Linked DNA regions of Homo sapiens: all the other regions are linked to region 1. The links are chromatin loops, found by intact Hi-C in ENCODE. Cell type or tissue: CD4-positive, alpha-beta T cell. All regions are shown on one strand. Each heading gives the region's core, and the rest is flanking DNA. Links, peaks and the distances in the headings are about the cores only.

What was found. Hi-C counts contacts between places; a loop is a spot of excess contacts. Peaks named below come from ENCODE experiments on the same cell type or tissue, not always from the same donor. Only the 100,000 strongest peaks of a DNase experiment are listed, where the experiment ranks them.
Region 2: a loop joins it to region 1, with 13 times the contacts of the local background. A loop is called at or near these places in 11 of 110 quality-filtered maps.
Region 3: it touches region 1 in a loop (2.3-fold over the local background); 7 of 110 quality-filtered maps call a loop at or near these places.
Region 4: it touches region 1 in a loop (4-fold over the local background); 41 of 110 quality-filtered maps call a loop at or near these places.

What each region holds. Positions count from the first base shown.
Region 1 is chr3:50,361,881-50,369,592 of GRCh38, forward strand. CACNA2D2 (calcium voltage-gated channel auxiliary subunit alpha2delta 2) reads right to left here. Exons shown (of 38, transcript NM_006030.4): 24 at 6,258-6,355; 25 at 5,932-6,022; 26 at 5,762-5,824; 27 at 5,514-5,617; 28 at 5,131-5,229; 29 at 4,951-5,039; 30 at 4,698-4,745; 31 at 4,387-4,458; 32 at 4,131-4,283; 33 at 3,930-3,982; 34 at 3,753-3,808; 35 at 3,476-3,602; 36 at 3,195-3,304; 37 at 3,008-3,090; 1 more. The coding sequence ends at 2,786. It overlaps LOC127898564 (CYB561D2-LOC101928965), which reads left to right. Exons shown (of 5, transcript NR_183066.1): 4 at 4,417-4,451; 5 at 5,916-6,317. It overlaps LOC101928965 (a long non-coding RNA gene), which reads left to right and starts at 3,483. Exons shown (of 4, transcript NR_183065.1): 1 at 3,483-3,835; 2 at 4,417-4,451; 3 at 5,557-5,641; 4 at 5,916-6,317. RefSeq lists enhancers at 2,688-3,269, 3,270-3,853 and a silencer at 3,117-3,366. In CD4-positive, alpha-beta T cell, for the core only: no CTCF peak of the experiment used is centred there; a DNase peak (open chromatin) is centred at 3,471; H3K4me3 peaks cover 1,896 bases; H3K27ac peaks cover 543 bases.
Region 2 is chr3:50,296,153-50,302,284 of GRCh38, forward strand. HYAL3 (hyaluronidase 3) reads right to left here and starts at 3,253. Exons shown (of 4, transcript NM_003549.4): 1 at 3,061-3,253. It overlaps NAA80 (N-alpha-acetyltransferase 80, NatH catalytic subunit), which reads right to left and starts at 3,253. Exons shown (of 2, transcript NM_001200016.2): 1 at 3,061-3,253; 2 at 250-1,520. The coding sequence starts at 1,311. The coding sequence ends at 451. It overlaps HYAL1 (hyaluronidase 1), which reads right to left. Exons shown (of 4, transcript NM_033159.4): 2 at 5,905-6,132; 3 at 4,836-4,925; 4 at 3,741-4,648. The coding sequence ends at 4,331. RefSeq lists an enhancer at 2,847-2,986. In CD4-positive, alpha-beta T cell, for the core only: a CTCF peak has its summit at 3,091; DNase peaks (open chromatin) are centred at 2,759, 3,349 and 4,319; H3K4me3 peaks cover 2,379 bases; H3K27ac peaks cover 2,536 bases.
Region 3 is chr3:50,499,403-50,507,114 of GRCh38, forward strand. It overlaps CACNA2D2 (calcium voltage-gated channel auxiliary subunit alpha2delta 2), which reads right to left and starts at 4,232. Exons shown (of 38, transcript NM_006030.4): 1 at 3,816-4,232. The coding sequence starts at 4,021. RefSeq lists enhancers at 4,343-4,851, 4,852-5,360. In CD4-positive, alpha-beta T cell, for the core only: no CTCF peak of the experiment used is centred there; DNase peaks (open chromatin) are centred at 3,729 and 4,269; H3K4me3 peaks cover 1,046 bases; H3K27me3 peaks cover 917 bases.
Region 4 is chr3:50,538,954-50,546,665 of GRCh38, forward strand. LOC105377083 (a long non-coding RNA gene) reads right to left here and starts at 703. Exons shown (of 3, transcript XR_940833.2): 1 at 645-703. RefSeq lists an enhancer at 501-1,177. In CD4-positive, alpha-beta T cell, for the core only: CTCF peaks have their summits at 3,669 (motif pointing left) and 3,876; a DNase peak (open chromatin) is centred at 3,668; H3K27me3 peaks cover 190 bases.

The DNA of each region.
Region 1 (7,712 bases), core at 1,616-5,615:
TGCTCTGGTGGTTACAGGTTATAATTCTCTCCACATGAGAAGATCGCAAAGGTCACACCTTCTAGGGTGAAAATGAACTAGGGCCTAAGCTTGAGAGGATTCACAAAAATGAAGTTTGGCCTATGGCTCCAGTTTAAGCAGCTGCGGCCTCAAGCTCCTGTGGGCCAGGAGGGAGCCGTTGCTGCACTTGTGGTCAGGGCTTCCTGGGCCGTAGGGACACTGGCCAGGTGCTCACTCATAGCTCCCGGCAGAGGCCCTGTCAGGCCCTGGTGGTCTGACCAGACTGCCAGATCCACCTCCCCACTAAACCAGCATCTCTGATCTGTCTTCTTCCCTCCAGGGTCCTGGCTTTCAGGCTCTGGGAGGGTGTTTGTTTTGCTTGTATTTTTTTTTTTTCTGAGACAAGAGTCTCGCTCGGTCATCCAGGCTGGGGTGCGGTGGCGCAATCTTGGCTCACTGCAACCTCCGTCTCCTGGGGTCAAGCAATTATCCTGCCTCAGCCTCCTAAGTAGCTGGGATTACAGGCGCATGCCACCATGCCTGGCTAATTTTTTTGTATTTTTAGTAGAGACGGGGTTTCACCATGTTGGCCAGGCTGGTCTCAAACTCCTGACCTCAAGTGATCTGCCCGCCTCGGCCTCCCAAAATGCTAGATTACAGGCATGAGCCACCGCACCCAGCCTGTCTTGCTTGTTTTTAAAAGACAGCTTTTTGAGATGTTATGAGACAATGTATGTCAAGGGCCTGGCACCTATTATAACTGGTGGAAGCAAGTGCCATGCCCTGTGGTTGACAGGGACCTGGGCTACCATGGTCTTCACCCCCTGCAGAGCACTAAGTGGGACTCTGAGGTCTTGGCCAACTGTCTTCATAGCTACCCAGTCCTCACCCCCAAGCTGATACAGTGGATGGGAACCATTTGAAGTGAAAATATGAACATTATTTAATAACTGATCTTCTGTAATAAACCATTTGAAAATATTTTACAAGGAATCACACACACGATATTTTACAAAGTTTCTTGACTTTTTTGTCGCTGTTGTTTTTCCAACTTGTCTGTACAAAATAGAACAACAAAAAAAGGGCAGAGAAAAGGAAATGGCCCCCCAGTCCCCCAGCCCAAGGTGAGGGGCAGCCAGGTCGGGTGGGTAATGAGAAGGATTAGACCCAGCTGGGGGTTAGACAGCTACCTGATGGGGATTGTTTTGTCTGTTTTTCTGTTTTTTAAACTTAAAATATATATTTTTCTGTATATGTTTATATTCTCCATTGAGCACCTGACTACACTACAGTTACACGCACGCCCCCGAAGGACACAGCTGGCATCCAGGCCGGGTGCACATGGACACCCACCCTGGCACCAGCAGTGGGCATGGACCACACACACACACTGAGAAAGCGACAAGCAACATGACATTAATTAACGAAGCCATTAATTAATGCATCACCCTCCCCCTCCTCCCAGTCCATCTGAGCCCCATCACTATATCCCCTTGCCCTCAGTTCCCCACTGGCCCCCAGGCTGGGATGCCTTTGGGGGAAATGACCAGAATGAATGGTGTGAAGAGCTGTGCCCAGTCCCCACCTGTGTGTGTGTGTGTGTGTGTGTGTTCAGCAAGGGAGGGACAGTTTGGCCTCCTGCAAGCAGGGAGTGTGTGTGTAGGGGTGGGAAGGAGATAGGGAGTGGGCACAGGCCTGAGTGTGTAAGGGCCAGATTGGCGGAAGGATGGCCCAGCCAGGAGAGACAAAGTCACCCCTGCTAAGGCAAAGGGTGATGTCTGGTGGGGGTTCCTCTGCCGAAAGGTGCAGGCAGTGGCATGTGGTCCCACTGGGGGCCTGACACTAGTGAGAAATGGTTACAATGAGCACCTGGAGAGGTGAGGGGGCACTTGGAGGACACTGGTGGCTAGGGGTGGGACAGAGGGTTCTTCACCCCCTGCCCCAGCATTTGGCACTGTTTGACATTCAGCTTTAGAAATGGGAGGACCAGCCAGGCTGCAGCTCAGATTAGAGGCAGGTGGTGAGCAGGAGATGGAGTGTGCAGGTGCCAACCCTCCCACCAACCCCTCGCCCTGTGTAAGGCTTTGTAAGCCCCTACACCCACCCCACCCCATAGTGTGTGTGTTTGTGCGTGTGCCCAGTGGGGTATGTCGAATGTGAGTCCAGTTTCCATCCTCAATGTTCCAGGTGTATATGGGGTAGTGTCTGAACTGGTATCACTGTGACTATCCTGACACCTGGTGGGCTTGGGGATGTGGCTGTAGGCCTGAAAGGGGCAGGAGCCCATGGGGGCTGCCCCAGAGCCTCTCTCCTGCTAGGATTTAAGCTGGGAGGCACAGGCTTCAAACTGGCCATCTCACCTTCCTCCACTATTCTCACAGAAACCAAGTTTGGGCTTGGGTGGGGCAGAGAGGCCGGGTCAGCTGAGGCAGGGTCCCCCCCAACATAGGCAGCCTCCAGGAAGGGCGGCAGCAGAGGCCTGGTTTTGGCACCAGTGCGTGTGGCCTCCCTGTCCCATCCCACTGGGGGGAGCCCAGCAGGCAAGAAGGGTCTGGGGACACTTGAACAGTTCGGAGGTGAGATGTGATTTGGGTGCCAAACACCTGCGGCGTCCCGCTTTGGGACTCCCCATCCCAAGGCGCAGACCAGACTCTCAGGGCCTGGCCAGCTCAGGTCCTTCAGTGAGGGAGGGACGAGGCTCTAAGGCGGGGAGTGTGGGGCAGGAGGGTGGGAAAGGCGAAGAGGCCGGGTGAGGTGGGAGTGGAGGTGGGGTGGGGCAGGGTGCTCAGAGGCGGCGAGAGGCGTGGACGAGGACTTGAGGCTGCGGCCGGGGCGGCAGGCCCAGGAGGAGCAGCAGTTGCAGGGAGACCAGGACGCCCAGCGACGGCGGGAAGGAGGCCCCGCGGCCACAGTCTGAGGTATCTTCCTGCGGGGAGAGACAAGGAGCTGGTCGGCCTGGGCGGGCGCAAGGCCGCGGGATTTCGGGTCCACCGCCCCCTCTCCTCACTGTCGCGTTGTAGTCGAAGCAGATGTGCGGGCCTCTCCGGTATCGCGGTCTCTGCACTAGCTCACACTGCTCCGGGCCGTCCGCTGGGCATGGGTGGGGAGTCAAGGAGGCGGACGGCGGCGGCGGCACGGAGGGGGCGCGCGGGGCAGAGGGGGAGCGGGCGGCGGGGAGGGCGGGGGCAGGATACAGTGCGTCTCCTTCTGCAGCAGCCGGCCAGCCTCGCACTGGCTGCACAGCGGCTTCTCGGCCACCACAAAGAGAAGATTGGTGTTGGTCAGTCTCTGCGCGTGGAACAGCCTGCGGGCAGCCCGGAAAGGCGGGGCGTTGAGTTTGCCCCGCCCTGACCCACCCCCATCCTGCGGCCCCGCCCCCGGCCGCTCGGAGGCCCCGCCCCTTCCATCCTCCCGAGCGTCTCGCCCCGCTCACAGGTTCCGCCCTTGGCCTCTGGTCCCGCCCCACTGCCAGCACCTGGAGCAGTTTCCGCAGTCGATGATGGCGTTGTAGGAGGCGTTTACCGAGCCGAAGTAGTACTGGGTCTGTTTCATGACGCAGCTGCTCTCGCGCGTCTCGGGGCTCCCCTCGGCCTCCGCGGGGTCTGCGAGGGCCCAGAGCGCCTCAGCTCCGCCCACAGACCCTGGCAAGGTCTCCGGCCTCCCTCAGTCGTAGACCCCACCCTCCCCATGGAGTCGTCTTAGCTCAGATTGGGGACCCGGACTTGAGGAGGCGCCTCCAAAGCCCTACCTACCTGCTTGGAACCAGCTGTGGTAGATGAGGCCGTAGAGAAGCTGCTGGAACAGGGACCTGCAGCGCACGGGGAGCCGAGTGCAGGTGGTCAGCAGAGGACGATGCCATGCCCTACTTCTCTTCTGAGCCCTCCCGGCCAGGGAGCACCTTCTCTACCCACCTCCCGCTCAGGACTCACCAGGCGGCAGCAGAGGTCCACCAGGCCAGGTTAAGGAAATCTGCAACGGTGGGCTGCAGTGGAGAGAGGGGCGTGGACTGCCACTGCTGCCCCTCGCCCTAGGTCACCCCCAGCTTTATCAAATGTCAGAGGTAGGGGGTCATCTGTGGGCAGGTCTCCCAGTCCCCCCCATCTCCAGTCCAGGCATCTCTGGGGACTCACCACAAAGACACCCCGGGGTGCAGCACCCAGGTTGCCAGGGGGCTGAGGGGCACAGGCTGCCTGATAGTCATAGGACTCCTTGCGGGTGTAGAAGGAGTTATTGTAGAGTGCCAGCATCAGGTTGGCATCCACCTCACTGAAGAACCTGCCCACCTGAGGATGTCAGGAGAAAGCCATGGTCACAGGGCTGGCAGTGCTACACCCCTAGAAGGCTCAAATCCCTACTCTCTTCTTTCACTCTCTTCCTGATCCTCACCTGGTCCCACTGATGGTTCTGGTTTGACAGCACCAGGAATCCTCCATCATCAATGAGGACACAGAGTAAGTCCTAGGAGGAAGGGAATGGGGAGGAAAATGGAGAGGGGCTGGGCCCCGGACCTTCCACCGCAGGCAGTCCAGTGGTTCAGAGTTGGGGGGCATCACTCCCCCAGTCCTGGGAAGGCTGTGAAGTCAGGGTGGGGATGTTGAGACCCACAGGCCAAGGGATGTGCTGGGAGTCGCGGCTGGGACTAGGAAGTCTGGAAGTGGGGTAAGCTAGGGTCCAGGGTAGGTTCAGGGCACACACACCTCATTGTTAACCTCGCAGTCCATCTCACAGTGGCTGTTGGGGCCGCACTGCTGGGCAGAGAGTGAGGACCGTAAGCCACCCACCAGTTTTCCTCCCTCCCATCACCTTTCATACATCCGGTTCCCCAGGCCATCTGCAGCTGGCCCTGCCTCCATGTAGGTGTTGGAGCCACTGAGTGGAGGGTTGGTGGGGGTTCCAGGGGACTCCAGGAAGGGCACTGCTGGGTTACTGCCCCCGCCCCTGCCCAAATACCTTCTGAGGCTGGTCTTGGTGGGTACGGTTGCTGGCTAGCACCTTGAACTTCTCAGCCCAAGCCTCTAGGTCCAGCTTGACGCCCACCACTTTGGGGGAGAGCAAGGGACCATCAGTGCTACCTGCCCAGGCAGTACCCTGTCCATTGCCTGTTTCCCCACCTCTGTCCCAAACATTCACCTGCTGGCCTCAGTGTGCGCCTGCCTAGGCTGAGCTCCACAGCTGTGCTGACGAGGATGCCCACAGTGTCATTCTCCAGCTCCAGCGGCCTTAACAGGGCTGGGGGTTGGGTGGGGAAGTCAGGAGTGGGGTCTGGCGGCCACACTGACCACTCTATGCTGGGTCCTACAAACCCAGCAGTCCAATCCCGGGATGACTCCAGCCCAAGCACCCAGCACTCAGGACAGTGTTTGGCACAGTCTATCCCTCTTTTCACGTCTGCCCTGGCCTCAGCCAGCCTTGTGTTGGAGAGGGGCCTCAGACAGCAGAGCCCAGTTCTGGCTGAGCAGACAGGGAAGCTGAGGCTCCCTGCCTGCTGCTGGGCACACTGCGGGGACACTCACCATCCTGGTGTGGGGGCTTGAAGACATAACCGTGGTTATCCAGGCTGCGGCGGTAGAAGCTGGCATTGAAGGGCTCAGGGTTCTCTGTCCAGTCCTCAGCTGCCCTGGAGCACCCAAGAGGCAGACTGGTAGGTAAGGGGTGGCTTGTCGGGGACAGTGGTCTCCACAGATGCAAGGAGGCCTCTGGGCAGAACAGATGCAGGTTCCCTGGCAGGGGCAGGGTTTGGGTAGTGGGATAGGTCACTTACTTGTTGGGGAAGACTCGGGTGATGCCACCGTCTGTGGCAGCGAACACGGCCAGTAGGCTGTACCTGGGGGTAGCAGGGGGGTGGGGTCACAGGCCTGCCTTCTGCTGGGCAGGTCCAGGGCCTCTGGGCCCATCCTAGCCTTCTGCCCCCACAGGCTGGGTGATGCCTACGTGTTGAGATCCTGGTCCCTCCACACACGCTCTACCAGCTGCTGCGTGATGCCCGTGTCCAAGATCAGGTTGTGCAGAAGGAAGTTGTTGCCTGGAACAGGAGGGGAGGGGTGGGGGTGGGGGCATCTTCTTGCAGCTCCTTGCCCACCCTCACCCCCACCCTTAAGGCTCCACCAGGAGCCTCCTCCATGACCTGGCCCTGGCCCAGGCCCAGCCCTTAGCTTGTGCCTGCTTATTTCCACACCTGCCCGGCCTCTGGGTTCCTCTGGGCTGGCCCCATGCTGCCTGGGCACTGCCCAGAGCCAGCTGCCCTGCCAGGCACTCACACTGCTTGGAGTCTGGAGTCACTTTCTCCATGAGCTCAATAAAGTTTTTCAGGAACTCGGTGTTGTTGTCTGAGGCATTCAGGTCCTTGCAGTACTCTCTAGGGATGGGGAGGGGCAAGAAGAGTGGGCTTGGGGGGCTGGACAGGGCAATGGGGTCAAGGCTTCCCAACAGGCCCACTTGGCCATTCACTGAGAAGCCTGGGCCTCAGGGAGGGGCACATGGGTTCTTCCTGGCTGCAGCTGCTACATGCCTGGCAGGCTGCTCGGGTCTGAGTCGGGGCAGAGCTGACACAAGAATGAGGGTCTACTTTCTCCATTCGGGCAGCTGCTTTCTCCTGGGCATGGCTCCGCAGAGCCTCCCGTCTCTCCGGTGTAGCTGGACCCAGATAGTGCACCTGAAAGGCCCCAGGAAATGCCTGGCGGCCTGCTCATCCACGTGTATGCCCTAGAGCATTCCCATGGGCACCAGATGGGACCCAAGTACAAGCACTGGCTTTTTGTCAGCCTAAGACCTCACCCTGCCTCTTCCTGGCTGTGTGCCGTTAGGTAACTCACTCACGCTCTCTGACCCTCGCTTTTTTCATCATAGCACAGAGGGTGTCAGAAAGTCAGTGGGAACATGTGGGTCCTCCGACTGGCTGTTCCCTCTGCCTGGAATGCTCCTCCCCTCAAGACCCTCACTGCATTCAGGCTCTGGGTCCAGAGAACATGGGGCTGTGGGGCGTGAGGGGGTCTGCTTGGGGCTTGCTGCCTAGGAAGTCTTGGGAGCAATCCCTCTACCCTGATAGGTGGAGCTCTCTCTCGCTCGACCCCTCATTCATACCTCTGCCACCAGGGACCGCTTCATTGTCCCATATGGCACTAACTGTGGGGCTTTTGAACGTGTGCCACTTCCCCAAGCTGTGGTAGGGCTCATGGCTTGGTAAGGGCACATGGAACTGGGTCTCAGGCCCCACTCTCTCCTTGGCCCCCAGGGCCTTTGTGCAGTGTACAGCCTGCACCTCTGTGCCTAGAGGCCACATTGGACACACCCAGGGTGACACCCACACGACTGTGCTTGAGATACACCAAGTCACTTGCAGTCTCTCCTGTATACACAGTATGCACGTGCACATTTGTGAGGTACTTCATTCACTCACCCTCCACGTATTTATTGAGCTCTTCTGAGCCACAGACACAGAGATGACAAAAACGAATAGGGTCCCTGCCTTCAAGAGAGCTTCCTCAGGGTCATGTGGGCCACATAGGTCTTTTCACACCTTCCCACATTCACTAACACACAGAGCCACCCCCACATTTATGCTCAGACTCTTACATATGTACATGGTGACTCACAAATACACACATCTACAGAGAGAGTCACAGAGAAACTGGGTGCATGCACATACGTGCACACACGAAGGTGAGGCATGTCCAGAGCCCCCGTGTGCTGCCTTCCAGTGCCCCTGGGTCTCT
Region 2 (6,132 bases), core at 1,536-5,535, 66 kb before region 1:
TACCCATTGCCTATGTCCCGTCCAGGGCTTGACACACAGTAGGTGCTCAGTGAATGGTAATGAGTGAATGGGGAAGAAAACAGCCACCCTGTCTCCTGAGCCAGGTGGGGGGTAAAGGCAAAGGACAGGCATCCTCCCATCAATGGCCTCAGGGCCAAGGTGGATCTGGAGACTTCTGCAGGGATAAGGGACCTGCAGAAGAGGTGAGAGGTGAGGGTAGGGGGATCAACAAATAAACTGTCACAGCCATACCCAAGAGAGCCTTTATTCAGCCACACTGACGGCTCTGAGCCAGAGCCACCTCCTGGCCCCACTGGTACCCAGGAAACATGCCCAGGTTAAAGCTGCCCCCCAGGGGCTAGGGGCTGAGGTATGGTCAGTGGGCTGAGGCTTGTAGACTGTCGGGGCAGTCTATTGAACCAGAAAGACAGTTCCTTGCCCTGGATGGCCTCAGATGTCTTTTTCCATCCAGAATATGGGGCGCCCCCTCACATTTTGATATTGTGTCTCCAGCAGGCTTTTTGAAGGGGGCCCTGATGGAACTGGGGGTGAGATGGTCAGGCACTCAGGTAGGGGAGGGGGTGGTGGCAATGGAGGTCCCTTGGGACCCCTTGGGGCAGCTTGGGCAGTCAGGTTTGGGGCCTTCCTGGGTGGCCGGGGAGAGGGGGCTGTGGGGAAGGCATTAAGCAGGGTGGCAGGCAGCCGTCTGCTGGTGAAGACCAGGCCCTGCACAGGCTCACCCAGCTGGTAGCCCAGGTGGGTATAGAAGTGCACCTGGTCATGGGTGGTGAGATGCAGCTTGCGGAAGCCCCGGGCCCGAGCAAAGACCTCCAGGCCCTCCATGAGGCGGCGGCCAAAGCCACGGCCCCTCAGGGCCCGGGCCACCACCACTGTCTCCACTAAGAGGCTCTGGGGCTGGTTCAGCACCCGTGACAGGCGGGCATGGCCCACCACAACGGGTGCTGCTTCAAGTGTGGGGTGGGGGCTTAGCAGCATCAGGCAGAGGGGGAAGGCATCTGAGGACTGGCCCAGGGAGTGCAGGCGGGAGGTGCGGCTGCGGGGCCACTGATCATTGATGAGGTCAGCACAAGCATCCAGGAGCTCGGGTCGGCGGTGCACAGGCTCCAGGGTCAACTCAGCCAGGCTAGGAGCTGGGGTCTCCTCTGGCTGGTGTTCAGGATCCAGGGTAAGCTCAGTTGGACCAGGATTGAAGGTCATCTCTGGTTGGCATGTGGAATCCAGGGGCAGCTTTGGCTGGCACGCAGGATCCAGAGTCAGCTCAGCTGGGCTGGTACTCAGGATCAGCTCCATCCGGTGTGTAGGGTCTAGTGTAGGGGTCAGCTTGGCTGGGCCAGGGCTCAGAGTCAGCTCTTGCCTATGCACAGGATCCAGGTTCAGCTGAGTCAGGCTGGGAGCCAAGGTCACCTGCTGCTAGGTTGCAGGTGGCTCAGTGCCAGGCTGGAGGTTAAGACCCCAGTCTCCAGGCAGTAGCATCTCTTCAGACCACAGTGGCTCTCCTCCTGTAGATAACAGCCATGCTGGGCTGTGCCAGGAGGGAGGGTGGGGTTGGAGCAGGGAAGGGCTGACAGAGTGCAGGGGGGACCATGCATACTGGAACTGGGGAGTGGTGGGCTGCACTTTGTCCCACACTCACCTGATAGCACAGGTGACCTGGAAGAGACCCATCCCCTATAGAGCAGGGCAGATAGATCCAGGTGTCTACCCCACATTGGAGGGAGGCTGGGAGTGATGGATGAGCTGCTTAAGGCTGGGGCAGAACCTAGGAGTCCTGGCCCCAGCCTGCTCTGGCTACAAATTTGTCCTCCTCAGGACCTCCCCTCACAGGGGGTCTGTAACCACCAGGTCTATAAAACAGCCGACCCAATCTACTTGCTGGCCTTCTGTCTTCCAGTAGTCCTCCTAGTCCACCACTAGGGCATGGGATAGAAGATGCAAAGCAGACACTATACCCCCTGCTCAAACCTACCCAAGGTTCCCTCCATAGGAAAAACTGCCCGGGAGTCTTCCTGTCCCTTTCTTCTCCCTATGTTCCGAGTCTCCTCCAGCTCCCAGCCTTTTCAACTACCTGGGCTATGCCCACTGCCTTAGTGGATCCTGGGGCCCCACTCATGCACCCATCAGGCTGAGCTTTGGCCTGTCTTGACTGCCTTCCCCACCTGGAGCCCATGGCCCCCTTCCCAACTCTGCCCATCTCAGGACACTTTGGATATAGACCCAACTGTCTCCTCAGATGGGGCCCCAGCAGCACCAGCACTGGGCCTGGCCCACAGTCACACAGCAGTATTGCCTCTGCAGGCTTGGTTCCCCACTGGCTTGAGTTTCGCAGGCACCCTAGATAAGGACCACAGCTTCCTTCCTATATCCACAGGGTGTCCAACGGTCACCAGGTTGGGGGCCCAGACCTCCTGTGCCCAAACCCTACTGTTTTCCCATCTTAACCAAGGTCCTGCCGTCCGGCAGGTCTATGCTGGGGGTTTTCTAGTCGTGGGCGGGCAGCTGAGCCCCCTCCTTCTACTCACCTGCTCCAGAGGGGGCCTCCTGGCTCCCCTTACCTCTCCTGAGCTTGAGGCCAATTAAACACTGGTCAGTAACAGGCACCCCCCTCCCCTCACCTCCCACACCATTCACAGGGCTGTAAGCCCCTCACCTGCATCAGCCACCTCTGCAGCAGCCGCACCCTTTGGTCTAGAGGGAGGAAGCCCCAGGATCCGCCCCTAGGGCTGAGCCCGGGGCTTCCCCGCGGCCTTAACCCCTTCAGTGCCGACCCCACCCACTGTGGGCGGGGCTCCGGGGTCCTCAGAGAGTGGCTTCTCCGTCTCTCCCGGGCCTCGGTTTCCCCCTCCCTCCTAGTGGGTCACAGGCTGTGGAGCTTTTGGGAATGAGGACTTCGAGAGCTCGACTCTGTGGGCAGGTGTGGCTCGGCATGGTCTGGAAACGAACGACTGACGCGGGGAGGGCGTGCAGGGTGGCATGGCCACTTGGGGACCGCACGCGCGGGGTGGACCTACAGGCAGCAAATGGGAAGGGTGCGGTACTGACATGTTGATGCTGGCCTCTGGGATGTTCCGCGTCCTAGCTCCGCACAGCTGGGTATCTCACTCAGTCGCCACCTCGGACTCCTCGGTCCGACAACGTTGGCCCCCAGCGGTGCGGCGGATGTTCTGCAGCCGTCGCGTCCTGCGGCACGCCACGGCGTTCTAAGGCCTCCCAGCACCCGCGCGTCGCCGCTTAGAACCCGCCCCTGGTTTGCGCGTCACAACACCCGCCAGGCGCCGACTCAGTCTCTACCCTGGCTCCGCCCCTGCTGAGCCCCACCCCATCTCCATTTGAGTCCGCCTCCTCCCCACCCGGCCCCATACAGGCCCCTCCTCCTTCTCCTTGCGTCACAGCTTAGGTCCCGCCTCGATTTGGCTTCTTCCAGGCCCTGCCCCAGCCCAGCACGTCACTTCAGCCAGGCGCAGGCCCCGCCTCCAGCTGGCTCTGCCTCCGCCAGCCCCGCCCCAGGCTCTGACAAGTCTAGCTTCGGTTCCCGCCGGCCTCCTGCCCCAGGACAGCTTGGAAACGGTCCGATCAGGTGGGGCTTCCTCTTGAAATTTGGGCCCCACCCTGGGAAGCAGCCGCCCTTAGACTGACGTCAGATCTGGTGAGAGTGACAAGCCTTTCCTGTGCCCTTTGGATACCGGGGCCTGGACATTTTAGGCGCTCAGTAAACAGCTAAGTAAATCATGACTGCTTTATTTGCTGGACTGGTGCCTCTCAGCAGATTCAGGGGTCGTGCAGGGCTGGTTACCACAAACTCAGTAGGAGTGCAAGGGCTGTACCCCCGGAGCTAGACAGCCTGGGTTTGAATCTCAACTTCTCCCTTTTCTTGCTGTGCAACCTTGGGCAACGTGCTTACTCTCAATGTGAGTGACTCAGTTTCCTCATAGCCTCATTGTGAGGAATGAATAAGTCCACATAAAACGCTTAGCACGGGGATTGGCAAAGAGTAGGCACTCAGTGAATGTCAGCCTTTGTGATTGCTGCAGTTCAAAGACTGGCTCAGTGTCTCTGGAGGAATTGTCTATGACCTTGCCAAGTAGATGCATATGGACATGGAATGAATGGTGTCTGCTGTGGTTCTAACTCCTTATGCCACTATTCCAGTCTGTAAGTATGCATGTGTGTGCAGGGAATATGCCTGTGACAGTGGCTGAGTGTACTCTTTACTGTGACCATGACTTGTATGACTGTGCATGTATTTGAGGAAGCCCTGGCCAGACCCAGAGTGCATTAGGTTCTCAATATGTGCAACTCAGTGTGTGGCCAATCACCACATGCTCTTCCGCTCACACCACGGTGCCTGCCAGCCAGGGTAGCATCGACATTTGAACTCCACAGCCATCTGTGCCTGATCTTCAAGTGAGAGGGCACCCCGCAGGCTCAGGGGCCCACCACCAGGCGTGAGCTGGATGGAGAAACTGGCAGGGTTAAGGAGGAGGAGGGCTTTGGGGTGGCTGGTGCGGCGGACACAGCGGCCATGGCCGGAGCACAGGGCTTGACTGCAGAGAAGGGCCCCACTGGTCACGTTCAGGATGAAGGGCCCCAGTGTAGTGTCCATATACTCCTTGATGGCCTGACATGATTCCTAGGTGGGAAGGGAGGATAGCGTCAGGGACACCATGGCCATGTATGGACCCACCCAGGGCACTGAGGCACTCACCTGCTGGTCAGCCAGGACTTTGCAGGTAGAAAGGGTAAGTCAGGGTCTACCCCGTCAGCTTAATGGCCCCACCCCTCCCCCACCCCCACCCTCATGCCAGGCCTAAGCTCACCTTGGTTCTTGTATTTTCCCAGCTCACCCAGAGCACCACTCCAGCTGCCCCCTGGGCCGCACTCTCCCCCAGGCTGTGCTCCAGCTCATCCTGGGAAGGAGACAGCACAGCTCTGTGGGGCCTCCTTCCCACCATGTGGCAGACTGCTGGAACACCATTAGATGGGACAAATAATTCATAACCTTCACCTGGGGCTGCTCTGGCCATGGGACCAGAGGCAAACTGCTTCCTCCTCTAGCCTATGAATTCCATGCAGACAGGGACTACATCATTCCAATAAATGTTGAATTGCCTGTGCCTGGCACAGAACTTGGCACCAAGTGCACACTCAATGGATGTGCCCATGCGCCAGGCGCGGTGGCTCATACCTGTAATCCCAGCACTTTGGGAGGCTGAGGTGGGAGGATCACCTGAAGTCAGGAGTTCGAGACCAGCCTGGCCAACATGGTGAAACCCCATTTCTACTAAAAATACAAAAATTAGCCAGACATGTTGATGGCATGCCTGTAATCCCAACTACTTGGGAGGCTGAGGCAGGAGAATCACTTGAATCCGGAAGGTGGAGGGTGCAGGAGCTGAGATCTTGCCCCTGCACTCCAGCCTGGGTGACAGAGCAAGACTCCGTCTCAAAAAAAAAAAAAAAAAAAGGATGAATGAATGGATGAAAATGTCCCAAGGTTGGGGGCCGGGCGCGGTGGCTCACGCCTGTAATCCCAGCACTTTGGGAGGCCGAGGCGGATGGATCACGAGGTCAGGAGATTGAGACCATCCTGGCTAACACAGTGAAACCCTGACTCTACTAAAAAATACAAAAAATTAGCTGGGTGTGGTGGCGGGCGCCTGTATCCCAGCTACTCGGAGGCTGAGGCAGGAGAATGGCATGAACCCGGGAGGCAGAGCTTGCAGTGAGCCAAGATCGTGCCACTGCACTCCAGCCTGGGTGACAGAGTGAGACTCTGTCTCAAAAAAAAAAAAACGAAGAAAATGTCCCAAAGCTAAAGTACCCCAAGGCTGGACCTAATATCTGACAAGGCAGGTTGACAAGGTGGGCAGGTTACAGAAGACTCACCAGGGGCAGAAAGTGGTTTGTCGTGTCATAGAAGATCTGGACATAGGGCAGCACCGGCAGATTGGGGTCACCAGCAGCCACAGCCACACGGAATGCCTCGGCCACACGGTGTTGCACATACATCTGTGACTTCCCTGTGCCCTCCAGCACTGCGGGCATGTAGATGCTGGGATAGAGGGCACGGCTCTGGCCCCACAGCCACCCTAGCTGGTCATTTTGGGCACGGAT
Region 3 (7,712 bases), core at 2,157-6,156, 140 kb after region 1:
ATGGCACCTGACGGAGCCCTCCCTGCCCACTAGAGGCGGCATCCTCTCCCGTTAATTCTCACCACCAGCCTCTTAAGCAGATTCTATCATTTCAATTGTGGAAACTAAGGCAAGGTCATCCCAATGGAGCCTGCAAAGTCTACACCTGACACCCAGCATGTCCCCAAACTACATCCTCCCAGGAGCTGGCAGTGTCCACCCATACACATCTGAGATGCCAGGAGCTGGCAGTGCCCACCTGCACACAGGCAGGAGGAGAAGGGGATACTTTCTGCAGAAGTCCACTTAGAGGCCAGCTTTACTCTGGAGTCAGTCTCTCCATGGGGACATGAGTGTGACAAAGAATCTGGAGTGAGATTCACCTGCAGACTACGAGGGGACTCATCCTAAAATGAGTTTCCTCCTTTCTCAGGGGTTAACCTGGCACAGCTGACCAAAAGGAGGTGCCTGATAAAGATGGAGTCCAGGGGAACAGCAGCCAAGGGTCCCCCCAAAGTCCTCCACACCAGGAGGGCTGTGAGCACCTGGCAGCTCTGCATCTCGGTGACAGCAGCAGCGGCTGGGAAGCCTCATCCCTCCCTCCTGCAAAAGCTGAGGCAGGTTTTTGGGAAGATGGGGGACCCAGATGAGTGATGCTGCCTCCCTCCAACAGGGAGAGCCACAGGGAGATGGAGACAGGGGCTGGAAGGCCCAGACAGACACACGTCACCCACCATTAACCGTAGCTACACTGACGCATGCCCTGTTGTAGGCACTGCTCCCCATGTGTCCACTCAGGAGAGGAGCACGTACTCTGGTTGTCATTAATCTGCTGGTGGTCCAAACCCCTCAGGCCCCTCACTGCTTCTGCCCACCCTCAGAGGAAGGGAGACGCTGGCCAACACCATCGCTGGAGCAGAGCTGGGCTAAGAGGGTGCAGTCAGGTGGGCCAGCTCAGCCGGGTGCTCCACCCAGCACTCAGCCAGGACTCCACAGAGGAGGGGACAGAGAAACCTGGGGGCACTGGAGAACAGGGCACAGAGGCCCAGCAGAGAGGACAAAAGAGGCGGGCAGGGAAGGATAGGTACAGCTCGATGAAAGACCTGAAGAAGGGGGACAGGGGAAGAGGGAGGGAAAGACACAAGGGGAGGCAAAGCAGTGAGGGCTGCCCCTCAGCCGGCGGTGGTGGCCTGATGCTGGGGAGGGCATAACTGGAAAAAGGAGGCAGGTGAAAGGTGTGCTCGGACTCAGGTCCCCCACACCCAGCCGGACAAGTGCACATACATGTGCATACATGTGTGCAAACATGTAGCCTCCTCCTTGTTTGAAACTCTGATCCAGGTCCAGGTAAGGTGAGACAGCCCAACCCCCCCACCCCCCGCCCAAAAAAAAACCCTGAAGCCCTGTCCTCCCTTCAGCAGTAACCCCTCTGCCCTTCTCAATCCAGCAGCAGCCTTGGTCCATTTTGCCTGGTGGGCAGAGAGCCATGCTGCCAGAGCGATTGCAGAAATCATAGCTAGCAGACCCCAAACCCACACTTGCTTAAAATCCAGCAGCTTGTGAAGCTGGGCCCCTGTGCACTGGCAGACACTAATGAGAAAATGACTTGCTCATCAGGGGCCTTCCCCACTGAGGGGTTGTCACTCCAGTGCCATGAAGCTGGGTTCCACTCTCCTCCTTGGAAATCCACCTGTATCAAAGTGTCATCCCAGCCTGGCCACACTGACCCAGCAGAAGGTTCTGGGAGGTCACCCATCCCTGAGCAGCCCCACAGAACCTTCTGGCCCGAACAACAGCCTAAACCTTTCTTACCAGTTCAACAAAAGCACCAATTCCACTGGCCATGGTCATGTGTGGGCCCCTTCCTCCCTCCAAGGATCAATGTGCATCCTCGTCTGCGGGACCAGGGCAGCTGAAGGGCACTGGCTGTCACAGCAAACCCTCTGTGTTGTTGTACCATTAGTCACCTCCCCCTGGACCCTCAGAGCGGCACAGCCCCCACCCCACCCCCACCCTCATTCTCTAATTACAGTTTGCAAGACATGTCCCAAACCCCCAAATTAGCTCCAACTATATCGACAACAGCGTCCAGCTGGAAGTGTGTCGCTGCCGTCACACCCGCCTCGCCATCTTCTGGCTGGGGACAGAGGGATAGGTGCCTACTCTGGTCAGGTTCTCACATCGGCCTTCTAGAGGAGACTCGTGCAGGCCCAGAAGCCATCTGACCAACTGCACGTTGCAGGGAAAGGGAGTGAGGTCGGGAGAGGTGGAAAGAGACATCCACTTAAACCTTCACTCAAGGAGCTATGAAACGGCTAAGAAAAAAATAATTGTGGCTTGGCTCGTGCTTGGCTTTGAGGAAGAAAGAACAACAAAAAAATAATGCTTTTGCTTTTTTTAAGCACTATGATTGAAGTCCATTTCCATCACGGCAAATGAAAGACAATAACGCATCCACCAGCCCTGAACTTCCATTCGATTCTTTTCTCCCTGGGCAACCCCCAAACACACATGTGAAAAATCCAGACGGTTGACAGAGGACACGTCCGTGCGGCACTTGTAATTTGCCAACTGATCACCTGCCTGAGCACAGCCAGGCTGTGCAATGAGAGAGACGACAAGACGGAGAGAGAGACCCAGAGAGGCGGTTTTCCTGAGTTTGTTTTTCCCTCATCTTAGAGAGCCTACGAACTGGAGTCGGCAGGTTTTGTGGCAGAACCAGGGGCTCTTACCCTTGGGCAGAGCTGGTTTAAATGACGCAGAGCCAGCCTCTCCCTTTCCCCGAGGCCAGACCCTTCCCCTTGGCCACCAGCAGCCCGACGACTCATGCCCCAGTCTCCAGGCCAGGACACTGGTGAAGGAGTCCAGGGACAGGTGGCTCCTCAGACCCGGAGACAGATAACAGAAGCAAGGTGGTCACCGTGCCCCAAAGGGGGTCTGGGCACTGACATAGGGCTGAAGCACAGTGTCAGGAAACTGATACGTCCTAAAGGCCACATGCACTGAACATCCACTCCCAGCCCCAGACACATCTGGCTAAGCTCACCCGTAGGAGGCAGCCCGAGTTTGCTGGCTCTTGGGGAGGAGGAGAAGGCTCAGAAGGACCAAAAAACCTGCGGAGGCTGGCAGAGCCAGGAGAAGCTATTACTCTGTTGGCAGCAGCAGCAGGCGCAGGCAGGGGTCCTTCCCACCATTCACCTTCTGCCCGGACCCCAACGCCTTCACCTCCCAACTGGGCTCTCCAGGGTACTCTCTCCTCAGGTGGAGGGGGGCCAAGAACAGGGGACACTGCCTCTGTGGCACTGGCCACAGCAAGAAGGTGCTCGCATCATCAGCATACAGCTCCCCACTAAAGGAAAAGGCCCTTGAAGGCAGGTGTGGAGATGTCCCTCACCTCTGGCTGTAAAGCGCCGGATTCCCACCAGGGAGGGAACGTGGGGCAGATGCGCGGCTCCAACTCCGCCGGACAGGGGTCGCTGGCCGCCCCTCTCACCCAACCCGGGTTTCCCTCTCACCGGGTCAGCGGCAGGGGAATCAGCTGACAAGCTCGGACCGCCCCCCCCCAACTCCTCCCGGGGCTTGAAGATCTTGCCTTGCCTCATTCGGGGGATTTGGGGGAAGCAGGGGCACCGCGGGGAAGTTTCGCGACGCAGCCAGAGCGCCGGGACCGCGGCTGCCAGCCTTCGGGGCTTGGGGCCGTCGCCCCCGGGCGCAGCGGGCAGCCGGACCCAGCGCCTCTGCCCTGGCGCGGAGCGCAGGGAAGGAGTAGCGCGGACCGGGGGCAGAGCGGGGCGCAAGGCTCGGCCGGGGTCTCGCGGCCGGCCGAGGCCACTTACGTGTGCTGCTGGGGGAAGCTGTAGGCAGAGGCGCCGGGGGCGGCGAGCAGCGGTAGAAGCGGCAGCAGCAGCCACAGCGGGCGCGGGGGCCCGGACGTCGGGCGCCGGGTGCCGGGGCCAGGGTGGGGGCCGCAGCCGGGCCAGGGGCGCGCAGTCCGCGCTGGGCCGGGCCGAGAGGCGCCGCAGGTCCGAGCCGGCACCGCCATGTTTCCATTCAAGATGCGGCGCCGCGGGGAGGGGGGGCAGTGGCGGCGGCGGCGGCGGCGGCGGGGTTGGGGGGGCGCGGGCGGCGGGCGGTAACTCGGCCTCTCCTCCGCCGCCGCCTTCTCCGCGAGGGGCCTCCGGGGCTGCACGGGCCGCAGCGCCTCTGCGGGCTGCGCGCTGCTATCTCCCTGCAGCGCTGGCTCCAAGCGCTCTGAGCGCCCGGCCCGGGACCTGCGCTCAAATAGCAGCCGCCGCCAACCTGCCGGCACCGCCCTCTTCTCTCCCTCCCTCCCTCTCTCTTCCCGGGCTGGCCCGCCCCCGCGCGCCCCCGCCGCGGCCACGCGCCCACCCGTGCCCGCGCGCCTCTCGTCCCCGCGCAGCCCGAATCCTGCCCTACTGGCTCGGGCGTCCTGCGCCCCAGCTGCTACCCGAGCGCCCCGGGTGCGCCCCCGCCCCCACACCTCAGACCCTGCCGCTCCTCCCCACCCCACCCGCGGGAAGAGTCCCGGGCCCCGCGGCCCAAGGCAGGAGCATATGTGACCCTTTTGGGGGCTCGACCTTCAACAGGCTTAAGGCCTAGAGTCACAGGTTTAATGGTGGAGTGACAGCTTCAGCGGAGACCAGAAAAGGAGGCATGCTGAACTTACAGCCCCCGTGGCTCTAGCTATCTTTAAGATTTCTCTCTGTCGGGGGCTTGCACGCCCGGCTGCTGGCAGAAAGGGCCTGGACCTCCTGGTTCCCTAAGCGGAAACCTGGGCACGGCTGTACGGTTGTGGGGGGCTGGGGACGGCAGGATGCAGCCCTCTGCAGCCACTCGCTTCGCTTCCCTGGGCTGAACAGGCACTGTGTGCAGGCCTGTCCCAAGCCCCAGTTCCCGGAGTTTGCACAGCCTCTGTTTAGATTCTTCCAGAGCCAGGAAGCTCATCTCTGCACAACCCAGTCCTTTCTGTCCTGGAGGCCCCTGGCTCTTCCCTGCTGTGGGCAGAAGACTGGGGCTGGTGTCAACCTTGACTCCACAGCTTGTGGCCCTTTCAGAGCCTCAGTGTCCTCGCTTGTGAATGCTTGTGTGGGTGCCCACTCCCATTTCCAGGATGAAGTGAGAATGGGGAGAATCTCTTGGTAAACTGAAGCATTCACAATGAGGGGAGACCATCCCTAGGATTCTACTGAAGTTACCCTGGAACCCAGCTCTGCCTCTGGTGCAGATAGGATGAGAGAATGCTCCCCACCAACTTGACACAGGGCAGGACCCCCTCAGCAATAACTGCCCACAGACCTGGCCTATCACGAGGAATGAGGGATAGTAACCAGCTGGGCAGGATGGTTCGGAAATGTCCAGATGCCCCACCTCATGGTATCAGTGGCTCTCCTATCACCCACTCACAAGTCAGCCCAAGGAGGGCTTGCAGTTGAAAGGGAATAGTAGCCCCTGGACTGAAAAGGGTAGGGGTAGGGGCTGGAAATAGGGCCTAGGACAGCCTTCCCTTGCTGCCTAGTCCTGCCTTGGCTTCTCCAATCCCAGCAAACCAGGGCTTGACAGGGAACAGTTTCCTTCATTTCTTGAAGTGTCCTCCTCCCTTGACCTGAATGAGCCTTCAGGGGCCAGACAGGTTTGCCAGCAGATCCCAAACCATGAGACCCCAAAAAAAGTATCAGAGGAAGGCAACGCAGGGGCCAGGGGCCTGGTGGACAGGTGGGACCTGATGGACTATGGGAGACGATAGTCCAGCTCTTTGGGGGGACAAGCAGGGTCCTCACTGAGCCAGTTGCCCCCCTGCCACCTCTGGACACAATGGGAGGGCAGGGGGGCAGGGGTCCTGCTCAGGAGTCGACAAGCGTGAGCTCAACAGCTGCCTTCCCAGCCCTGCCTGCTGAGACCTGTTCCCAGCATCTCTGTCTTCCTCATGCCCAAGGTAGGGCTGGCCTGTGATATCCTCTCTTACCTGTTTGCTGGACATATAATACCTGTGCCCATGGCCCCAGGGGACCATCATAAAGGACATCATTCCTCTTGGGTGCCCTGTCGGGGGTGGGCGCCTTCCCAAGGCAGACTCTGCAGTGGCCTGAGAAATGTGAGGGCCAGCCTCCCTGCCCTCCAACACCAGGGTAGCAACGCTATCCCCAAAGTGCCCAGGCCGTCAGGCACATGAAGTCAGTCTAGGTACAGTGGGTGGGTTTTGGCAGTTGGGTATTTCAGTTCTAGCCTCCACAGATGTGCATCTAATTGAGGCTGCTGGCACCAAGGGAAAGGCGGGAGATTTTGGTTGACAGGCCGTTAAAGGAAGACAAATAAGGAGGGGGGGGGTAATTAAGAGTAAACAAGTGGTAAGTGTTTACGAATTATAACTTTTGAGGCTTACAACATCCTCAGCCCTCTTGGTGGCTGGCTACAGCCACACGTTAAGATCTTGGGAGAAAAATTTGAGCCTTCCCAAGGAATAGGGGGACTTCCATGGCAGGCACATTGGTAAATGTGGGGCTGCCCACCTGGCCCAAGTTGCCTGTGCTGGAAGACGTAGGGTGGCAGGGGCAGGTGAAGCTACCCTGACAGGGGGCCTGGTAGGTGCCAGTTCTGCATGGGAGGTCAGCTCAGCAGGTCAGAAGAGACTGATAGAGCCATAGGGAGAAACTACTATGTGCCAAGCAGGCCATGGGCTCAGTTGTGCCACTCGAGGCCCGTCCCAAGCCCCAGCTCCCGGGGTTTGCACAGCCTCTATTTAGATTCTTCCAGAGCCAGGAAGGTCATCTCTGCACACCCTAGTCCTTTCTGTCCTGGAGGCCCCTGGCTCTTCCCTGCTGTGGGGAGAATACTGGGGCTGGTGTCAACCTTGACTCCACAGCTTGTGGCCCTTTCAGAGGAAGCCCATCAGGAACATCCAGGACGCCTGTGGTGGCAAGATTTTCACCCTAGCCTGCCCCGCGCCCAGTCTCACCTTTTACCAACAGGCTGGACAGCTCCTTATTCAGAGAAAACTCCTGCCTCGGGCTTTACTCCTGCAGTTCCTCCTGCCTGGAACACCCTCTTTTACCTCTACCATTTGAACTCAAGATATTTATGAGCCCATTAATACCACTTATACCAGGAAGCCTTCCTGGGGTACTACCACCCCCAACTGGATGGGCCTCCTCCTCTTGGTCCTGTCCCTCCTGCTTCCTGCCCCGGCCAGTAGTATGCTGTGGCCTCTGCCTTGGGTTCAGAAACACACCTGCACTCTGGCCTCTTTTTTTTGAGACAGTGTCTCACTCTGTCGCCAGGCTGAAGTGCAATGGCATGATCTCGGCTCACTGCAACCTCCAACTCCCTGGTTCAAGTGATTCTCCTGCCTCAGCCTCCTCAGTAACTGGGATTACAGGCACGTGCCACCGCACCCAGCTAATTTTTGTATTTTCAGTAGAGACGGGGTTTCGCCATCTTGGCCAAGATGGTCTTGAACTCCTGACTTCATGATCCGCCCGCCTTGGCCTCCCAAAGTGCTGGGATTACAGGCATGAGCCACCACGCCCAGCCCATTCTGGACTCTTGTCGAGCGGAGCCCTGAGGCTCCCTAGTCCTTGTCACCCCTTCCAAGCCTCATGCAGTGCTTAGCCATGGGAGGGCACAGGAAGTATTAACATATAGAGTCATTTGGGGCCAGGCATGGTGGCTCATGCCTGTAATCCCTAGCATTATGGGAAGCCGAGGTGGGTGGATCA
Region 4 (7,712 bases), core at 1,963-5,962, 180 kb after region 1:
TGTCAATCTGTCTTTTGTTATAAGGGTGTCAGTCACGACCCTTGTGATGGGTGAGGGAAGATGTTCCTTTTCCTCTCCTGACCTGGAAGACAAAGCTTCCTCCTGAAGCCTTCCTGAGGGCTCCAGCTCCCAGGGAGCTCATTCAGGCTGCCAGGCCAGACACAAACCCTTTGGGTCCCAGCCCACATTTGCAAGGTAAACGTGCCCCTTCCTATACCTTCTCATCTCCACCATAAAACAGCCCAGGGGGCCTCTGTTTGTTGGGTGTAATTAGCTGTTTCTCCCTCACTTGATCACAATTAGATTCCGGTTTAGAAGAAAGCAGCCAAAGGGGTCTCTGTGCTGGGGCCTCTTAGGCTGACCTGGGGTAACTGAGTGCAGTGGCTGCCCCCGACCCTGCAAATCCCTCCTCTCCCCTAGGGAGGACGGGGGAGGAGAGGATGAAGGAAGGAAAGGCAGGAAAGGGAAAGAAGCAGGGGAAGCAGGGGGAGGAAGAAAAGAGGGAGACAGGCAGATAGGAGGGCAGGCTGACTGGGAGTGGGGAGGAGGAGAGGGAAAGGAGGAGGAAGGTGAAGAGAGGAGAGGAAGAGGGAGCGGAGGAGCCCGGGAGACGGGGGTGGGGAGGGGGGAGAGGACATACCAACCTGACCTGCGGGGAGGCTGGAGGGAGGGGGAGCCCGGGCCACAGGGGAGTTGACGATGGCTGCAGGAGACAGATAAGGTTGGGGAGAAAGGCGCAGTCACTGATGGGAGGGCAGGGATTAGGGGCTCAAGGGCCTGTCCTGGGCCTGTGGGTGGAAACCCAGGAAGAAGGGCGGCTGCCCTAGTGAGATGGGAGAAGGGAGGAGGAAGCTCTCGCTTCAGGGTACCGCTGTGCCCTTGTTGAGCCAGGAGAAAGGCCTCCCACACCTACCCATCTCCACTGCACAGTGAGCTGTCTAAGCAGACCCAGGCCTCTGGACCTGGGCAGGGTCAGGAGGGACAAGACAGATTCCCTGAGCTCAGGGCTCTCCTCCAATCAAAGAAGACAAGTTACAACCCATCCTCCACGAGCCTGGAATGATAACACCTCAACAGACATGCATGTCAGCTCACGGAGGCAACAGGGACTATCCCTGCCCTGCTGGAGCCTGGCCCATTGCGCACGTGTGTCCTTTGCAGCCGTGTCCTCACACGTGCTTGGCCACATGTGGTCTCTCAGATTCCCACACTCGGCTTGGTGCCTGTAGCCTCTCACCTGGGGCAGGTAAAGACAGGCCCACACCAGCCTGTGTGGCATGCTGTCATTCTCAGAGGCAGATTTTGGGGACACCCCCATTCTCCCCCTCCAGGGCAGGACAGTGGCCTCTCACGGAGGCCCATGGCCCGTGGGCCTTGGGCTTGAGACAGGCCTGAGGCTCCCCGAGCCTGCACTGGTCATGTGGCTGGGCCTGGGGAACCAAGTCCGTCCTGGCCAGAAGAATATAGCTCTGTGTGGGTAGGGGTGGAACCCTGGCCTTGTTCACCATGCTGAGCCCAGTGCCCAACACATGGTAGGCCTGCAGTGGGCAGTCGCAGATGTCTGGGGTGGATTAACCCTGATGTGTTAGAAGCTGGGTCTTCTGGGGGCTTGGAGGGAAGGGGTCGCTCCTCTAAGCCCCTGCAGACTGTGCAGGGGCTGCCTGATTTGGCCTCCTCCTGGGGAGTCCAGCTGATGAGACTGAGAGTGGAGGAAGGGCTGCCCAGTGTCAACCTCATGGAATGGAGACAGCACCTGCTGGCCGAGGGCCTGGCTGCTGGGAGCAGTTGATGGAGATAAATGATTCCTGTCTGAGGTGGAGGTCAGGGCCTGGCAAGGCAGCCTTGGGCCTGAGGGATGGCTCTGGGCTGGGCCAGGGAGTCAAGGAGACCTCTTGCAGTGGATCTTCCTGGGCAGCTGGGACCCAACTCTCCGTAGCCTATGGGGGCCATCCGCCCACCCCACCCTCCCTGACGCAGGGGCTGAGAGTATCAGCAGAGGTCGGCTGGCTCTGCCCTGTCTCAGGTTGGAAAGCTGAGCCCTGCCAGGCCCTCAATTGCACTGTGGGTCAAGCCTCCGCCAGAGCAAGGAGTGGTGGGTTTTCCCCATTTGTCAAGTGGACCAAGAAAGACCTCAGGGCAAGGACTAGGCTGCTGGAAAGGCCTGGTCCCAGACCTTGTTCATTTCTTCATTCATTCATTCCCACATCTGCCCCTGCTGTCCTTTCTGGCCTCTCCACGCAGTAAGGCCAGGCCCTCCCCTCTGCCCTGGCATTTCCTTGCCCATGCCGCTCCCCTCCTGCCACATCAGCTTCCTGCTGTTTCCCCAAGAATCTTCTGGACCTTTGCTTTTGCTGTTTTTTTCCCCTCATCTGGAACCCTTCTGTCCCAGATCCCTGCATGGCCAGCAACTCTTGACATTCAGGTCTCAGCCAGTGCTGAAGGTGCCCTCCCTCCTTGATCGCCATCAGAATCTGCCCCCTCCATTTTTATTCCCATGCAGTCCTGGTTGGTTTCCTCCAGAGCCTGAAAATGCCTTGTTTTGTTGACACACCTGTTTATTATCTATCTCCCCTTAGCACTGGGGAGCCCCAAAGAGGAGGCACCTCACCAAGCCTTGCATAGGAACCGAGGTCCCAGCTGCTTTCCCCACCCATCCATGAGTGCCTGAGTCCCCATGGTCATTCAGGTCAGCATAAGGCAGGCCCTGGTCATGGACAGGAAACAAGAGGAGTGTTTCCAGGGCAACAGGCTGCCCATCTCTGAGGGACTCCATGTAAAGGCTTATGGGTTTGGATCTAGGCTCTCAGAGGGGGTTCAGATGGCCAGGACCCAAGGACCTTGCACACCCAGAAAGCAGGTTCCTTGAGCCCTGCCTGGGCTGGCCCCTGTGGCTGGAACCCAGAGGGGGGTGCATGTAGATATTAGCAAGTCAGGGCACCTCCACCCCCAATGATGGAGACAAATGAGAGGGGTATGGAGCTGTAGTGGACTATGAGGAGGTTGGTGCAGCCTTATTGATGCAGGGGTTGTGAATGGGGACAAGATGGGGCAGAGGAGGGCACAATATGTTGGGAGAATCCATAAACCCTCCTGGACACCGCCCTCTGTGGGGAGGAGGGGAGGTGTGCTCCACAGGTGTGTGTGGGGTGGTGGGGGGGGTAGCTCTGGGGCCCAGCTCAGCTCAGCCCATGGGAGGCCAGTGCCAGAGCCTTTACCACCACCCTGGTGCTGAGCCCTGGGTGGGTAACCAGGCAGGGGCAGTGGAGGAGCCAGCCAGGTCCTGGCTCCTCTTCTCTCCCTCTACACTCCCTGCCTCCTTGGGCTCCAGGAAGGGTCCTCTCTGGTTGACATCTGAGAATTAGTGGGCCTGGTCAGTGTGGGCATCTCAGGGGGCCTAGACCCTGAGGCTCACCCTAGTAGCATCCAGTCTGTTCCTCCAGCTCAGCTACTGCCCCAGCAGCTTCTACAGGGGTGGGGCTAGGAAGGGAGCCAGGGCCACAGGCCCCTCATTCCTCTGAGATTGAAGGGGTTCCTGTGCCTGGGGGAGTGGGGGGGCATGACCCCATCTTTCCTCAACTCTTTGGAGGACCTCAGAGTCTCTTTGGAGGTTAAATCCACAGCTCCAAGGAGGGGATGGAGTGAGGCAGAGTAGGGCTTGCACTGCTGCCACCTGGTGGCTGAAAGACGTAAAGCACCTAAAACACCTGCTATTCCAGTTCCCAGAAGGAATTGGAGAAGGCAGTGGAGGGAAGGATGCTCCTGAGGGAGCAGAGGCACAGGGAGGTAGAATATGCACTCCTTGCTCCAGGTCAGCATCCTGGCCTGCAACCTTTGCCCTCACTCAGCTTGGTTCAGAGCCTCCCCAGGTGCCATCAGACATTTGCCCACCATAGCCTTCCAGAATGCTAGCAAGGCCAATCTAGCATCAGGGATGCCTGTCTGGCCTCTACTATACTAAGGGGAACAGAGGGCCCAAATGACATCCAGGGGCACACACAATGGGTCTTGGTGTATGGAAGAGAGGGAAGAGTGGGATCTGGGAGGCAGGCAGGGAGAAGGTGGAGCTGGGAGGTGGGTGCGGCCTAGCCGGGCCCTGCCTGCCCTGTCCTCGCCTTACTCACAAATGCTGCTGGTCTTCTTCTTGCAGGACCTGGATTGAGTCCCATGAGGCTCTCCTCCACACCCCATTGTCACCTACTTGTGTCATAATACACCACCCCTAGTTCCAGAGCAGGGGCAGGGGTGGGGGGAAGAGGGGAGGCTTGCTCAGGAACCCCCAGCAGAGGGCCCTCAGGAAGGAATATAGTTCCTTTCTACACCTCAAGCTCAAGATTATGGCATGGGGCCAGGCACGGTGGCTCACACCTGTAATCCCAACACTTTGGGAGACCAAGGCAGGTGGGTTGCTTAAGCCTACGGGTTGGAGACCAGCCCGGGAAACATGACAAGACCCCATCTCTCCAAATAAATTTTTTAAATATTAGCCAGGCACGGTGTTGCATGCCTGTAGCTCCAGCTGCTCAGGAGGCTGAGGTGGGAGTATCGCTTGAGCAGGGGAGGTCAAAGCTGTAGTAAGCCGAGATTGCGCCACCGCACTCCAACCTGGGGTGATAAAGTGAAACCCTGTCTAAAAAAAAAAAAAGAAAAGAAAAAAAAAGATTATGTCAAAGTCACAAAGTCTACTGAAGGAATTGTGATGTGGCAGGCAAAGTTAAAATTGGGTACAAAAATGGACTGCTCCTGGAATCCAAGGGAAAAGTCAAGTGCAGTTCCTCCCATGGACCTTTACCTCCTTTTCCTCAACCTCCAGGAGGTAAATCCCACCCAGCTCACCCTGTCCTACTGGGGATGGTGTCCTGACAAAGTTTGCCCCTTTCCACCCACCAGGCAACAGGATGTGCTATTTCCCCTGTCATACACTTCCTAAAGTCTCAACAACTCAGTCAAGCATAACCTCTGGGAAAATATGGTGTTGAAATCACTGGATGATAATCTGGGGGTGGAAATCCACTTGGACCCCTACCTCACACCTTAAAACAAAAACCAGTTCTAGCTGGATCAAAGGTAGGGGGACTAAAGAATGAAGAAAAAATCTCTAGGCAAAAACAAAGGTTTGATTTGGTCTAGCCTTTTCTAAATATAACAAAAAACACAAAAGCCGTAAGAGAAAACATGGATACACCTGACTCCACAAAAACCAAACATTTCTACACGGAAAAAAGTAATAGCCAGGCGCGGTGGCTCACACTTGTAATCCTAGCACTTTAGGAGGCCGAGGCGGGTGGAACACAAGATCAGGAGTTCGAGACCAGCCTGGCCAACACAGTGAAACCCCATCTCTACTAAAAATACAAAAATTAGCTGGGTGTGGTGGCGAGTGCTTGTAATCCCAGCTACTCGGGAGGCTGAAGCAAGAGAATCGCTTGAACCTGGGAAGCAGAGGTTGCAGTGAGCCGAGATCATGCCATTGCACTCCAGCATAGGCAACAGAGCTAGATTCCATCTCAAAATAAATAAATAAATAAAAGTTTAAAGACAAACAACAAGTTAAGGAAAAAAATGCAAATTTCATAATATATAAAGGGTCCTTATAAATTGATAAGGAGAGGACCAAGAATCCCATTGAGAAATGGGGCAAACAAGATGAACATACAGTTCACACAAAAGGAAATCCAAAAGTCTCAACCACTGAACCCATGCTTACCCTCATTTCTTTAAGAGAGATGCAAATTATATAGGCAAAGCCATGAAAGATTGATGCACTTGCTGGTGACCATGGGGAAAATCAGAAACTTAGAGTTGCTCATTGGAATGTAATCTGTGCAGCCTTCATGAAAGCAATTTGGCAATATCTATCAAAATTAAAAATGCATAGACTATTTGACCTAGCACTGCCCACTTCTAGGAATTTATTTTACAAACTGACACGCATGTGAAATTATGCCCAAGGTGTTCACTGCATGATGTTTCTAAGAGTAATCGATTGGAAACAGCCTACTCCAGGAAGCCTGGCTGAGTGGATAGGGAGCTTCCTCACCATATATACTCTGCAATTACTGGAACCAATAAGGGGGAGGCAGAGCCACACGTAGGGCCATAAGGACAAGGTATAGTATATGTATTGGATGGTGACCTCATGTTTTTTAAAAGGAAGAAGGGTAAGTGTTCCCAAACACTGCCAATGTCCCCAAGGCCTCTTGGCCCCATCTCCCAGGAAGCTGAGCTGCACAGGTGGCATTCGTCTGGCTCTGCCCTCTGGCGTCCAGTTGGATCTGGACAATGGAGTCCCCCAGGAGTTTAGCAGGCAGGATGGGGAGGTTGTGTTTATTCCCTTGGCCCTTTCCAGTCCACCCTTCACTTGATTTTTCTGACCCAGAGATCTGGTCACATCTCTCCCTGTTCAAAACACTCTGTGGCTCCCCATTGTCCTCTGGATGGAGGTCAGGAGGTCAGATCCTCACCACTGCTTTTTTTTTTTTTTTTTTTTTTTTGAGGCAGAGTCTCGCTCTGTCACCCAGGCTGGAGTGCAGTGGCGTGATCTTGGCTTACTGCAACCTCTGCCTCCCAGGTTCAAGCTATACTTATGCCTCAGCCTCTCGAGTAGCTGCGACCACAGGCATGTGCCACCACGCCCTGCTAATTTTTTCATATTTTTAGTAGAGATAGGGTTTCACCATGTTGGCGAGGCTGGTCTCGAACTCCTGACCTTAAGTGATCTGCCCACCTCGGCCTCCCAAAGTGCTGGGATTACAGGCGTGAACTGCTGTGCCTGGTCCCCACCACTGCTTTTGAGGGTCTGCTTCTGTTGGCCACCCATCCTGTAGACTCCCTAACCTTTCCCAGGTTCCTGGTCTCAGCCCAGTTCCCACCATCTGCAACCCTCCTCCTGCCCCCTTTGAGGGGACAGTCTCAAAGGACCTCCTTGTCCTCCCCTGGCTGCTGTGCTCCTGCCCTCAGTGTCAGCCCCTAGTGTGGTGCCTGTCCTGAGACTGGGCTCTACCAGGGTGCTGAAAGCAGGAAGCCCATCCCCCACCCCACCCAGGTGCTCCTGGAATGCAGAGGTTGGCTAAATGCACAGAGGTTCTCCAGGGCTCTTGGCCCTGAAGCCCTCCGGGTTTGTGCTGTGTTGCACAGCCCAGCTCTGGCCCTTCCAGACTTTGGGAAGAAGGTGCCCTGCTTGACTCACCTCTGGGAGGCTGGACCAAAAGAATCAGGGAGGACCCAGGACACTGGCTCCTGGCCCACCAGGACGCAAGGCTCAGGGCACTGGCAGGAACAGCTGTTGGTCGAGGCAGGGTAGGGAGGGGACTGTATGTAATCAGTAAGAAACCATGTTTTTAAAAAATAACTCTGCTGTCAGTAGTGGTGAAACAATATAATAAATATGAGAAATAAATCTCGTTACCATGTAATGAGCTGCCTTATTAATGTGTTAAACTTGTAAGAAATGCTTAAGTGTTTAATTGGCAACTAATGAGGGTGCCAATTAGGGATCATTATACATTTCTTTAAAACTCCTAATTGGCAGGGGGGCATTTCAATCAATGCCATAGGGCTGACTCCACGGGGACCCCGTCCCGGCAGTGCATCTGGTGGTTGTACCTGTAGGGCTACACATCTGGTGGCTAGCCCCATTGGAGACCACAACAAGGCCAGGGCCACCTGGGTTGGACCCGGCCGCAAACCCCACTGGGCACCAGGACTCAGTTTCT